Linked DNA regions of Homo sapiens: region 2 is linked to region 1. A link is an interaction called in ENCODE POLR2A ChIA-PET data of the cell type or tissue named here. Cell type or tissue: GM12878. All regions are shown on one strand. Each heading gives the region's core, and the rest is flanking DNA. Links, peaks and the distances in the headings are about the cores only. Region 1 overlaps FAM234A (family with sequence similarity 234 member A). Region 2 holds the start of NME4 (NME/NM23 nucleoside diphosphate kinase 4).

Region 1 (5,258 bases), core at 259-5,258:
AAAAAAAAAAAAAAAAAGAAAAAAAAAATCCCTGGCTGGGCGTGGTGGCTCAAGCCTGTAATCCCAACACTTTGGGAGGCTGAGGTGGGTGGATCACGAGGTCAGGAGATCGAGACTATCCTGGCTAACATGGTGAAACCCCATCTCTACAAAAAAAAAAAAATTAGCCGGGTGTCATGGCACGTGCCTGTAGTCCCAGCTACTCAGGAGGCTGAGGCAGGAGAGTTGTTTGAACCCAGGAGGCGGAGGTTGCGGTGAGCTGAGATCGCTCCGCTACACTCCAGCCTGGGCGACAGAGCGAGCCTACGTCTCAAAAATAAAAAAAAAATACCATCCTGGCTAACACAGTGAAACCCCGTCTCTACTAAAAAATACAAAAAATTAGCCGGGCATAGTGGCGGGCACCTGTAGTCCCAGCTACTCGGGAGGATGAGGCAGGAGAATCGCTTGAACCCAGGAGGCAGAGGTTGCAGTGAGCTGAGATTGCACCACTACATTCCAGCCTGGGCGACAGAGCAAGACTCTGACTCAAGAAAATAAAAATAAAAATAAATAAAAATTGTGCCGGATGCGGTGGCTCACGCCTGTAATCCCAGCACTTTGGGAGGCTGAGGTGGGTGGATCACGAGGTCAGGAGATCGAGTCCATCCTGGCTAACGTGGTGAAACTCCGTCTCTACTAAAAATACAAAAAAAACTAGTCGGACGTGGTGGCGGGCACCTGTAGTCCCAGCTACTCGGGAGGCTGAGGCAGGAGAATGGCATGAACCCAGGAGGCGGAGCTTGCAATGAGTGGAGATTGCGCCACTGCACTCCAGCCTGGGTGACACAGCTAGGCCCCGTCTCAAAAAAAAAAAAAAAAAATTAACACTAATTTGTGGGGGAGTTGCAGGAAATCTGCCTTGGAATTCAGGAGAAAGGCTTACTCCATGGTATTTTCTGGACAGACTACAAAACTTATTCTGTGTAATAGTTGCCTATCAGCTGTTCGCCCTCAACTTATTTTTAGGAGGCATTGTGAGCCCTTCTCAAGTACTGTAAAAGTTTTTCAGTTCTGCAAAGGAAAGGAACTTGTGTTTGGGCTTTTGAGTGCTGACTGCATGTGCTGTGATACTTTTGCCTTTGTCATGGAACCATGATCTTTAAAGTGGTTCTGGAAAAATGGTTATGGGCCTGTTCTTTGTCTTGAGATTATTCTTGGTGGAGAGAGAAATAGCTGCTTGCTGTAAACAACTGGACACAGTAGCTGTCCTTGTCTGACATCTGCTTTGCTCAGCTGAAACATCTGCCTCATTGGCTGTTGTGGGTGTCTCTGAAGCTCATGTTGAATTGCTGTCAAATGCCCAGCGTGTTCTTGGTGGTGACACAGCCACATTGTGTAAATACATTTCTTAAGTCATTTGTGTGTATAGCAGCTGGATTTGGGGACAAGCATTTGGGCACACTCGCTACAAGATTGGTTAGTGATTATGGATGATGAAGTCTGTCGGAAAATTCAGATCTTGATTGTGAGTTATCTTACTTGTCTTTTAAGTTCTCTTTCATCCATTTGGCTCAGGGGACACAGCAGACATCTTCCTGGCCTTAAATAGCTTTCTTTCTGCCAGGTAAGAGAAGTATGATGAGTGCTTTGAAAGAAAAATACTGAGTTCTCTGGGGTGGAGTGTGGTTAACCAGGGTCAGTGGGGGTCACCCCAAACTTATTTAAGGCTTGAGCCGCTGCATCTGGGTGTATTTTTTTTTTTTTTTTTGAGACAGAGTCTTGCTCTTGTTGCCAAGGCTGGAGTACAATGGTGCGATCTCAGCTCACTGCAACCTCTGCCTCCTTGGTTAAAGCGATACTCCTGCCTCAGCCTCCCTAGTAGCTGGGACTACAGGCGCGTGCCACCACGCCGGCTAATTTTTGTACTTTTAGTAGAGATGGGGTTTCACAATGTTGGCCAGGTTGGTCTCGCACTCCTGACCTCAAGTGATCCAGCCGCCTAGGCCTCCTAAAGTGCTGAGATTACAGTTGTGAGCTACCACACCCAGCTGGGCTTATTATTTTTAATCCATTGACAAAATCTTTTCAGTTTCTGTTTCTAACTGGTGAAACTAGATAGTAACATTAATCTATAATCATAGTTTTCCTCTAAATATTAACTAAATATTTTATCCATTTAAAACACTGTTTTCTTCTCTTTTTTTTGAGACAGGGTCTTGCCCTGTTGCCTAGACTGGAATGCAGTGGTGTGATCTCCGCTCACCTCCCAGGCTCAAGGGAACCTCAGTCTCTCGCACAGCTGGGACTAGAGGCACATACCACCATACCCGGCTAGTTTTTGTATTTTTTTGTGGAGGTAGGGTTTTGTCATGTTGCCCAGGCTGGTCTCGAACTCCTGCGCTCGAGTGATCTTCCTGCCTCCTGCTGTAGCCTCCCGAAGTTGCTGGGATTACAAATGTATGCTACTGTGCCTAGCCTTAAAACACTTATCTTGACCGCAGAGGAGGTCTACACAAAAAGAAAGAAAAAAAAAAAGCTGTCTGCTTCAGGCTGGGCACGGTGGTTCACACCTGTCATTCTAGCACTTCGGGAGGCAGAGGTGGGAGGATCACATGAACCCAGGAGTTACAGAGGAGCCTGGGCAACATAGTGAGGCTCTCATTTCTACAAAAAATTTAAAGATTAGCTGAACAAAAATTAGCTGGTGCATGCCTGTGCTCCCAGCTACTGGGGAGCCTGAGGCGGGAGGATCTCTTGAGCCCGGGGATTCAAGGCTGCAGTGAGCCATGATTGCACCACTTCATTCCAGCCTGGGCAACAGAGCAAGACCCTGTGTCAAAAAAAAAAAAGTTTTCATCAAATTTCTGCAATTAAAAAAATTAGAGGCCGGGCGCGGTGGCTCAGGCCTGTAATCCCAGCACTTTGGGAGGCCGAGGCGGGCGGATCACGAGGTCAGCAGATCGAGACCATCCTGGCTAACACAGTGAAACCCCATCTCTACTAAAAATACAAAAAATTAGCCGGGCTTGGTGGCGGGCACCTGTAGTCCCAGCTACTGGGGAGGCTGAGGCTTGAAACCAGGAGGCGGAGGTTGCAGTGAGCCAAGATTGCACCACTGCACTCCAGCCTGGGCGACAGAGCGAGACAACGTCTCAAAAAAAAAAAAAAAAAAGGCAATTAGAATGAGACTTTTGTTTTTATTTTCTGTTCTCTGTGACTCAGTAAACTTCTTAGAGAAAGAACTCTTGGAGAAAAGGGAGAGACCTGTCACTTCCTTTCTGCATGGACTGTGGTATTCCTGCCCCACCCCTGCCGAAATGTTAATGAGCTGTGCAAACTACTGCTGGATTGTTTTGTTCTTCCCCCTAATCAGAGTTTCCACTCAGGACTGGGTAGCCTGTGGACTCCCTGGAGGACAGATAGGTGTGGCAGCCTCAGTGGCCTAGAGTGGACAGCTGGTTTACCGATAGTCCTTTTTTTTGAGACAGAGTCTTGGTCTATCACCCGGGCTGGAGTGCAGTAGTACGATCTTGGCTCACCACATCCCCTACCTCCCAGGCTGAAGTGATTCTCGTGCTTCAGCCTTCCCAGTAGCTGAGACTATAGGCAGACACCAACATACCCACCTAATTTTGTATTTTTAGTAGAGTCGGGGTTTCACCATGTTGGCCAGCCTGGTCTTGAACTCCTGTCCTCCAGTGATCTGTCCACCTCGGCCTCCCAAAATGCTGGGTTTATAGGCACGAGTCACCGCGGGCTTACTGATAGTTCTGTAGGCCAGGGGAATAATCCGTTTGAATAACCATATATGAGGTATTGTGTTTATCTTTCTTTCTTCAAGTTATTCTTGGTGTCAGCTCCTTTTTTTTTTTTTTTTCTGAGACAGAGTCTCGCTCTGTCGTCCAGGCTGGAGTGCAATGGCGCTATCTCAGCTCACTGCAACCTCTGCCCCCCGGGTTCAAGCGATTCTCCTGCCTCAGCCTCCTGAGTAGCTGGGATTACTGATGCACATCACCACGCCTGGTTAATTTTTTGTATTTTTAGTAGAGATGGAGTTTCACCATGTTGGCCAAATTGGTCTCGAACTCCTGACCTTGCGATCCACCCACCTCAGCCTCCCAAAGTGCTGGGATTACAGGCGTGAGCTACCACGCCCATCCCGTGTCAGGTCTTTTACCTTAATTAATACGTATTGTATTGACAAATTTTCTTTTCTTTCTGAGCCCTCACTTTTTTTTTTTTTTTTGAAACAAGGTCTCACTCTGTTGCCCAAACTGGAATGTAGTGATAATGATCACAGCTCACTGCAGCCTCAACCTCTTGGGCTCAAGCTAACCTCCCACCTCAGCCTCCCAGGTAGCTGGGACTACAAGCACATGCCACTACACCTAATTTTATTTTACTTTTTGTAGAGATGGGGTCTCCCCATGTTGCCCAGACTGGTCTCGAACACCTGGCCTCAAGTCATCCTCCTGCCTCAGCCTCCCAAAGCACTAGGATTATAGGCGTGAACCACCCTGCCCGGCCATGAAGTTAAATTTTTGGTTATTAGCTTGTTGAGTTCTGTTTTCTGTTTTTTTAAATAGCCACATGGCCTGACTCTCTGTGGTCAATGGTATGGATGCTAAAGTAGAGCAAGGACAGTGCCCTGCTCAAGTCTCTCTGACCTGGGTCCATGGGGATTTTCTCTGCCAGTCAGGTTCCTGAAGCTCTGGCTACGGCTCCTGGTATTTTTAATGACCGCAGTAGAGAAAAACATTGGTATCTTCTTGCTGTTGATGAGCAAATCTTTGGACCTGTCTCATGGTGTCTTTATTTGCAAACTGGTTGAATCATGAACTGCCTGGCTTTGGCTGCCTTGCCGTTGTGGCTTTTAATAACTACCCCTATTTCTGGTGGCTCAGTCAAGTTTCCAAAAAGGAAGTCTTACCTGGAGATCCTGTGAAGGAATTCCTGACCAGCTTTTTAATTTTCCAAAGACAGGCCTTATTCGTGTTAAACACACACCCCTTTTCTGTGGCCAGGCCGGTGTGAAAGCATGTGCAGAGGCTGTATAGCAGTAAGAGTTCCCACCCCTTGGGGCATTTTCATTGTCACCACATTGTCTGACTTTGGAGACGACCCCTTTTAAACTCTGGCATTTGCTCAGGTAAGTATTTGGGGAGTATTGTTATAAATGCTGTGCATATCCGTTTTTTCCCCACAGTGGAAAGGAAAATGATTTTTTTTTTTTTTGAGTCGGAGTCTTGCTCTGTCACCCAGGCTGGAGTGCAGTG
Region 2 (5,480 bases), core at 213-5,212, 150 kb after region 1:
CTCGCTCTGTTGTCCAGCCTGGAGTGCAGTGGCACAATCACTGCTCACTGCAGCATCAACCTCCTGGGCTCCAGCAATCCTCCTGCCTCAGCCTCCTGCAGATTCACTTCTAAGCCCACCTATGTTGCTTTTGGCCAGAAACATCAGTTCCTTGTCATGGGGGCCTCCGCACAGGGCTGCTCACAACAGGGGAGCTGCTTCTCCCAGGAGGTGGCGGAGCAGCAGCAGCTGCAGTCTTTGGTGACCAGATTGTGAAAGTGACACTCCGTCTCTTTTGCTGTGTCAGAAGTCAGTCACCAGGCATGGTCCACACTCAAGGGGTAGGCATTACACAAGGAAATGAACTGGGTTTTGCTTTTCTTGTTGAGTTACGAGAGTTCTTTTTTGTTTTGTTTTGAGACAGGGTCTCATTCTGTTGCCCAGGCTGAGTGCAGTGGTGCGATCACAGCTCAATCCAGCCTGGACCTCTTGGGCTCAAGCAATCTTCCCACCTCAGCCTTCCCGGTAGCTGGAAATACAGGCGCACACCAACACGCCCCGCTAATTTTTTATTTTTTTGTAGAGACAGGTTTCACTATGTTTCCCAGGCTGGTCTCAAACTCCTGGCCTCAAGTGATCCTCCAACCTCTGCCTCCCACAGTGCTAAGAGTACAGGTGTGAACCATCCCATCACGCCTGGCCAAGAGAGTTATTTATTTATTTATTTATTGAGACAGAGTCTTGCTCTGTCTACCAGCCTGCAGTGCCATAACACAATCTCAGCTCACAGCAACCTCCGCCTCCCAGGGTCAAGCAATTCTCCTGCCTCAGCCTCCCAAGTAGCTCGGATTACAGGCACCTGCCACCAGGCCCGGCTAATTTTATATTTTTAGTAGAGACAGGGTTTCTCCATGTTGGTCAGGCTGGTCTCAAACTCCCAACCTCAGGTGATCCACCCGCCTCAGCCTCCCAAAGTGCTGCGATGACAGGCATGAGCCACCTCGTCCGGCCCAGCATAATTTTTTTTTTCTTTTTTTAAGATGGAGTCTTGTTCTGTCACCCAGGCTGGAGTGCAAGGGCACGATCTCAGCTCACTGCAACCTCTGCCTCCCGGGTTCAAGGGATTCTCCTGCCTCAGCCTCCCGAGTAGCTGGGATTACAGGTGCATGCCACCACACCCAGCTAATTTTTTGTATTTTTAGTATAGACAGGGTTTCGCCATGTCGGCCAGTCTGGTCTCGAACTCCTGACCTCAGGCGATACACCCACCGCAGCTTCCTAAAGTGCTGGGATGACAGGCGCGAGCCACTGCGCCCAGTCTCAGCATGTTTTTAATGTGCAAAATAAAATACAAGGAAATAAAAATATAAAAAACTATACTGAAATAAATTATCAAAATATTGTAGGCCAGGCCGGGCGCAGTGGCTCACACCTGTAATCCCAGCACTTTAGGAAGCTGCGGTGGGTGTATCGCCTGAGGTCAGGAGTTCGAGACCAGACTGGCCAACATGGCGAAACCCTGTCTATACTAAGAATACAAAAAATTAGCTGGGTGTGGTGGCGAGCACCTGTAATCCCAGCTACTCGGGAGGCTGAGGCAGGAGAATTGCTTGAACCCAGGAGGTGGGGGTTGCAGTGAGCTGAGATCATGCCCTTGCACTCCAGCCTGGGCAACAGAGTAAGACGATGTCTCACCAACAAACAAACAAAATATTTTAGGCAGCGGGGCGTGGTGGCTCACACCCGTAATCCCATCACTTTGGGAGGCCAAGGCGGGTTGATCACAAGGTCAAGAGATCGAGACCATCCTGGCCAACATGGTGAAACCCCATCTCTACTAAAAAACAAAAATTAGCCGGGTGTGGTGGCGCGTGCCTGTAATCTCAGCTACTCAGGAGGCTGAGGCAGGAGAATCGCTTGAATTGGGAGGCGGAGGTTGCAGTGAGCCAGGATTACACCACTGCACTCCAGCCTGGCAACAGAGTGAGACTCCATCTCAAAAACAAAAACAAAAACAAAAACAAAATATTTTAGGCCAAGTGCGGTGGCTCAGGCCTGTTTTCCTAGTTACTGGGGAGGCTGAGGCAGGAGGATCGCTTGAGGCTGGGAGGTGAAGGCTGCAGTTGAGCTATGACTGCACCACTGCACTCCAGCCCAGGTGACAGAACGAGACCCTGTTGCTAAAAAAACAAAAATAAAACATTAAAAAATGTACGATATAGTGGCCGGGCGCGGTGGCTCATGCCTGTAATCCCAGCACTTTGGGAGGCTGAGGCGGGCAGATCACAAGGTCAGGAGATCGAGACCATCCTGGCTAACATGGTGAAACCCCGTCTCTACTAAAAATACAAAAAAAAAAAAAAATTAGCCAGGCGTGGTGGCAGGCGCCTATAGTCCCAGCTGGAGGCTGAGGCAGGAGGATGGCGTGAACCCGGGAGGCGGAGCTTGCAGTGAGCCGAGATCGCGCCACTGCACTCCAACCTGGGTGACAGAGTGAGACTTCGTCTCAAAAAAAAAACAGAGTACGCTATAGTAATATCTGCTTTTTCCTTTTTGCAATAGCTTTATTGGGATACAATTGACATACTATACACTTCACTCATATATTTTTTGTTTATTTACTATTTTTTTTCAAGAGACAGGGTCTTGCTATATTGCCCTGGCTAGTCTCAAACTCCTGGGCTTATGTGATCCTCCTGCCTCAGCTTCCCAAATTGTTGGGATAATAGGCCTGAGCAAGAGTCCAGCCTCTAAAAAGAAAGAAAGTCACTTCTTTATACCATAGTACTGCAAATTCTAGTCAGAGCAACTAGACAAGAAAATAAAATAAAAGGCATTCAGATTGGAAAGAAAGAACTGAAACCGTCTCTATTCCCATATGACATGATGTTTTTTCTTTTCTTTTTTTTTTTTTTTTTGAGACAGAGTCTTGCTCTGTTGCCCAGGCTGGAGTGCAGTGGCATGCTCTCGGCTCATTGTGAGCTCCACCTCCTGGGTTCAAGCCATTCTCCTGCCTCAGCCTCCTGAGTAGCTGGGATTACAGGCATGCACCACCATGTCCAGCTAATTTTTGTATTTTTAGTAGAGACGGGGTTTCACCACGTTGACCAGGCTGGTCTTGAACTCCTGACCTCGTGATCCGCTCGCCTCGGGCTCCCAAAGTGCTGGGATTACAGACATGAGCCAGTGTGCCCCGCTCCATATGACACAATCTTATACAAAGAAATTCCCAAGGAATTAATTAAAAACTATTAGAACTAATAAATGCATTTGGAAGGCTTGCAGGATACAAGATCAATACACAAAGCTCAATTGTTGGCCAGGCGTGGTGGCTCACGCCTGTAATCCCAGCCCTTTGGGAGGCCAAGGCGGGTGGATCACCTGAGGCCACGAGTTTGAGACCAGCCTGGCCAACATGGCGAAACCCCGTCTCTACTAAAAATAAAAAAAAACACCAGCCAGGTGTGGTGGCAAGCTCCTGTAATTCCATCTACTCGGGAGCCTGAGGCAGGATAACTGCTTGAACCTGGGAGGCGGAGGCTGCAGTGAGCAGAGATATGCCATTATTGCACTCCAGCCTGGGCAACAAGAGCGACACTCTGTCTGAAAACAAACAAACCTCAATTGTCTGTTATACACTTGCAATGGACAATTCAAATAAGAAAACAATTCCATTCACAATAGCAGCAAAAAGAACAGGCTTTTTCAAGACTCATTAAGTAAGTTCTAGCAGTGGGAGACCTAACCATTTCAAATAGTAGCATGCTGTGCTATCTACCCAAATATTACCGTACCTGTGAATTCTGTTGGTGACAAAGTCACAGGCCCTGCAACTATGAATGTGGCTTCTTCCTTATATCCGCAATTGAATGAATTAGAGGAATGCAGTCACATCAGAGGCCATTTGAGAATAAAGGTCGGATTTTTCCCCATTCAAATTCACAGACCAGGCTCACATCTGTAATCCCAGCACCTTGGGAAGCCAAGGCAGGAGGATTTCTTGATCCCAGGAGTTTGAGACCAGCATGGGCAACATAGGGAGGCCCCATCTCTACAAAAAATTAAAATATTAGCTGGTTGTGGTGGCGCGGGTCTGTAGTCCCGCCTACTCGTCCTGGCCGCAGAGTCAGCGTCTCCGGAGCGCCTCCTTCTCCCGCCCTGGGGCTCACGTGGGAATTTCACCCTCCATTGGAGGGGGCTCAGACCAGGGCTTCTAGACCTCCTTTTGGTCCGTGAATTTATTTTTGAGACAGAGTCTTGCTCTATTGCTCAGGCTGGAGTGCAGCGGTGCAGTCACAGCTCACTGCAGCCTCAATCTCCTGGGCTCACGCGATCCTCCTGCCTCAGCCTCCCGAGTGGGCCTTCCTCCGTGGGAAAGCGTTAAAACGATAGTTAACGGTTGCGTCGGTGTAAAGACGAATGCAATTCGAGAAGGATTCATTATTATTTTGTTTTTTCTTCTGATTTTTAACAGAAATTGGCGTTGAACATTTCCCCCGTGAGCGCCGGGCCACGGGGGTCCGGGGCGGCGGGGGGCTCCGGGGCGGCGGGGGGCTCCCGGGCGGGCGGGGGCGGGTCTCGGGCTGGCACCGCCCTCCGCGCCCGCTCCTCGCGCTCACAGCGGCCCGCGGGCCGGGCGTCATGGGCGGCCTCTTCTGGCGCTCCGCGCTGCGGGGGCTGCGCTGCGGCCCGCGGGCCCCGGGCCCGAGCCTGCTAGTGCGCCACGGCTCGGGTGAGTGGGGCCGCGCGCCCCGGCGGGGACGCGGAGGGGAGGAAGGGGCGCGCGCCGCTCGGCCTTTGTGCGCGCACGTGCGGGCTGGGGTCCGACTCCCCCAGAGGCCTCGGGGCGCGGGCTGCGGGGTCCGTCCGAGTTGGGGAAGGCGCCGGCTCGCACCCGCACGCCCCTCCAGTGCCCGTCCGGCTCTGCGGCTCCTTCTCGCCTCCCCAGGCCCCAGGCTGCAGGCGCCCGGCGAGTTGGCAGCCTGGGCGGGTCCGGGGCGACCGAGGGCCCGGGAGCGCAAGGAAGGCAGAGGCCGGCTGCAGCACTGGGCGGGGAGGGGGTCTCCCGGCCGGGGTGGGGGTGGGGGTGTGGGGGGGTGAGGGAGTCGGGGGGTGGGGGTGGGGGTGTGGGGGGGTGAGGGAGTCGGGGGGTGGGGGTGGGGGGAGCCGCTCCGCTGGGGCGTTCGCTGAAGGCCAAGTTAGGCCAGAATCTGACTGGGACGTCAGGCCCCAAGTCCCCGGCCCCGCCGCTGCCCGGCCCCCCCAGCTGCCACCTCACAGGACGATCCATGTCCCAGGGCTCCCTCCATCGGCTCTGAAAAGTGAGCCGCCGCCTGCAATGCCCGCACCAGCCGCAGCAGAGCCCCAGGCTACACAAGGCGCCCTGCAAACTGGGTTTTGGGGGAACAAACCAACCAGGGGGTCTTCCTCCCGTGGGCTTCAGCCGCCTGCTGGGGTTAACTTTTCCTCCTGGCCTGGCGGAGCCCCTTTGGCTCTGTCCA

The links. Peaks named below come from ENCODE experiments on the same cell type or tissue, not always from the same donor. Only the 100,000 strongest peaks of a DNase experiment are listed, where the experiment ranks them.
Region 2: POLR2A ChIA-PET joins it to region 1 with 5 read pairs; 14 of 35 experiments call an interaction of 5 or more read pairs at or near these places.

What each region holds. Positions count from the first base shown.
Region 1 is chr16:238,770-244,027 of GRCh38, forward strand. All of the region lies in intron 1 of FAM234A (family with sequence similarity 234 member A), which reads left to right. Among named protein-coding and RNA genes, the nearest start is that of FAM234A, 6.6 kb to the left of the region's middle. In GM12878, for the core only: no CTCF peak of the experiment used is centred there; no DNase peak of the experiment used is centred there; H3K27ac peaks cover 687 bases.
Region 2 is chr16:392,603-398,082 of GRCh38, forward strand. It overlaps NME4 (NME/NM23 nucleoside diphosphate kinase 4), which reads left to right and starts at 4,597. Exons shown (of 5, transcript NM_005009.3): 1 at 4,597-4,711. The coding sequence starts at 4,621. LOC100134368 (a long non-coding RNA gene) reads left to right here. Exons shown (of 3, transcript NR_024453.2): 3 at 1-358. RefSeq lists an enhancer at 4,188-4,237 and silencers at 4,528-5,017, 5,158-5,227. In GM12878, for the core only: no CTCF peak of the experiment used is centred there; no DNase peak of the experiment used is centred there; H3K4me3 peaks cover 907 bases; H3K27ac peaks cover 388 bases.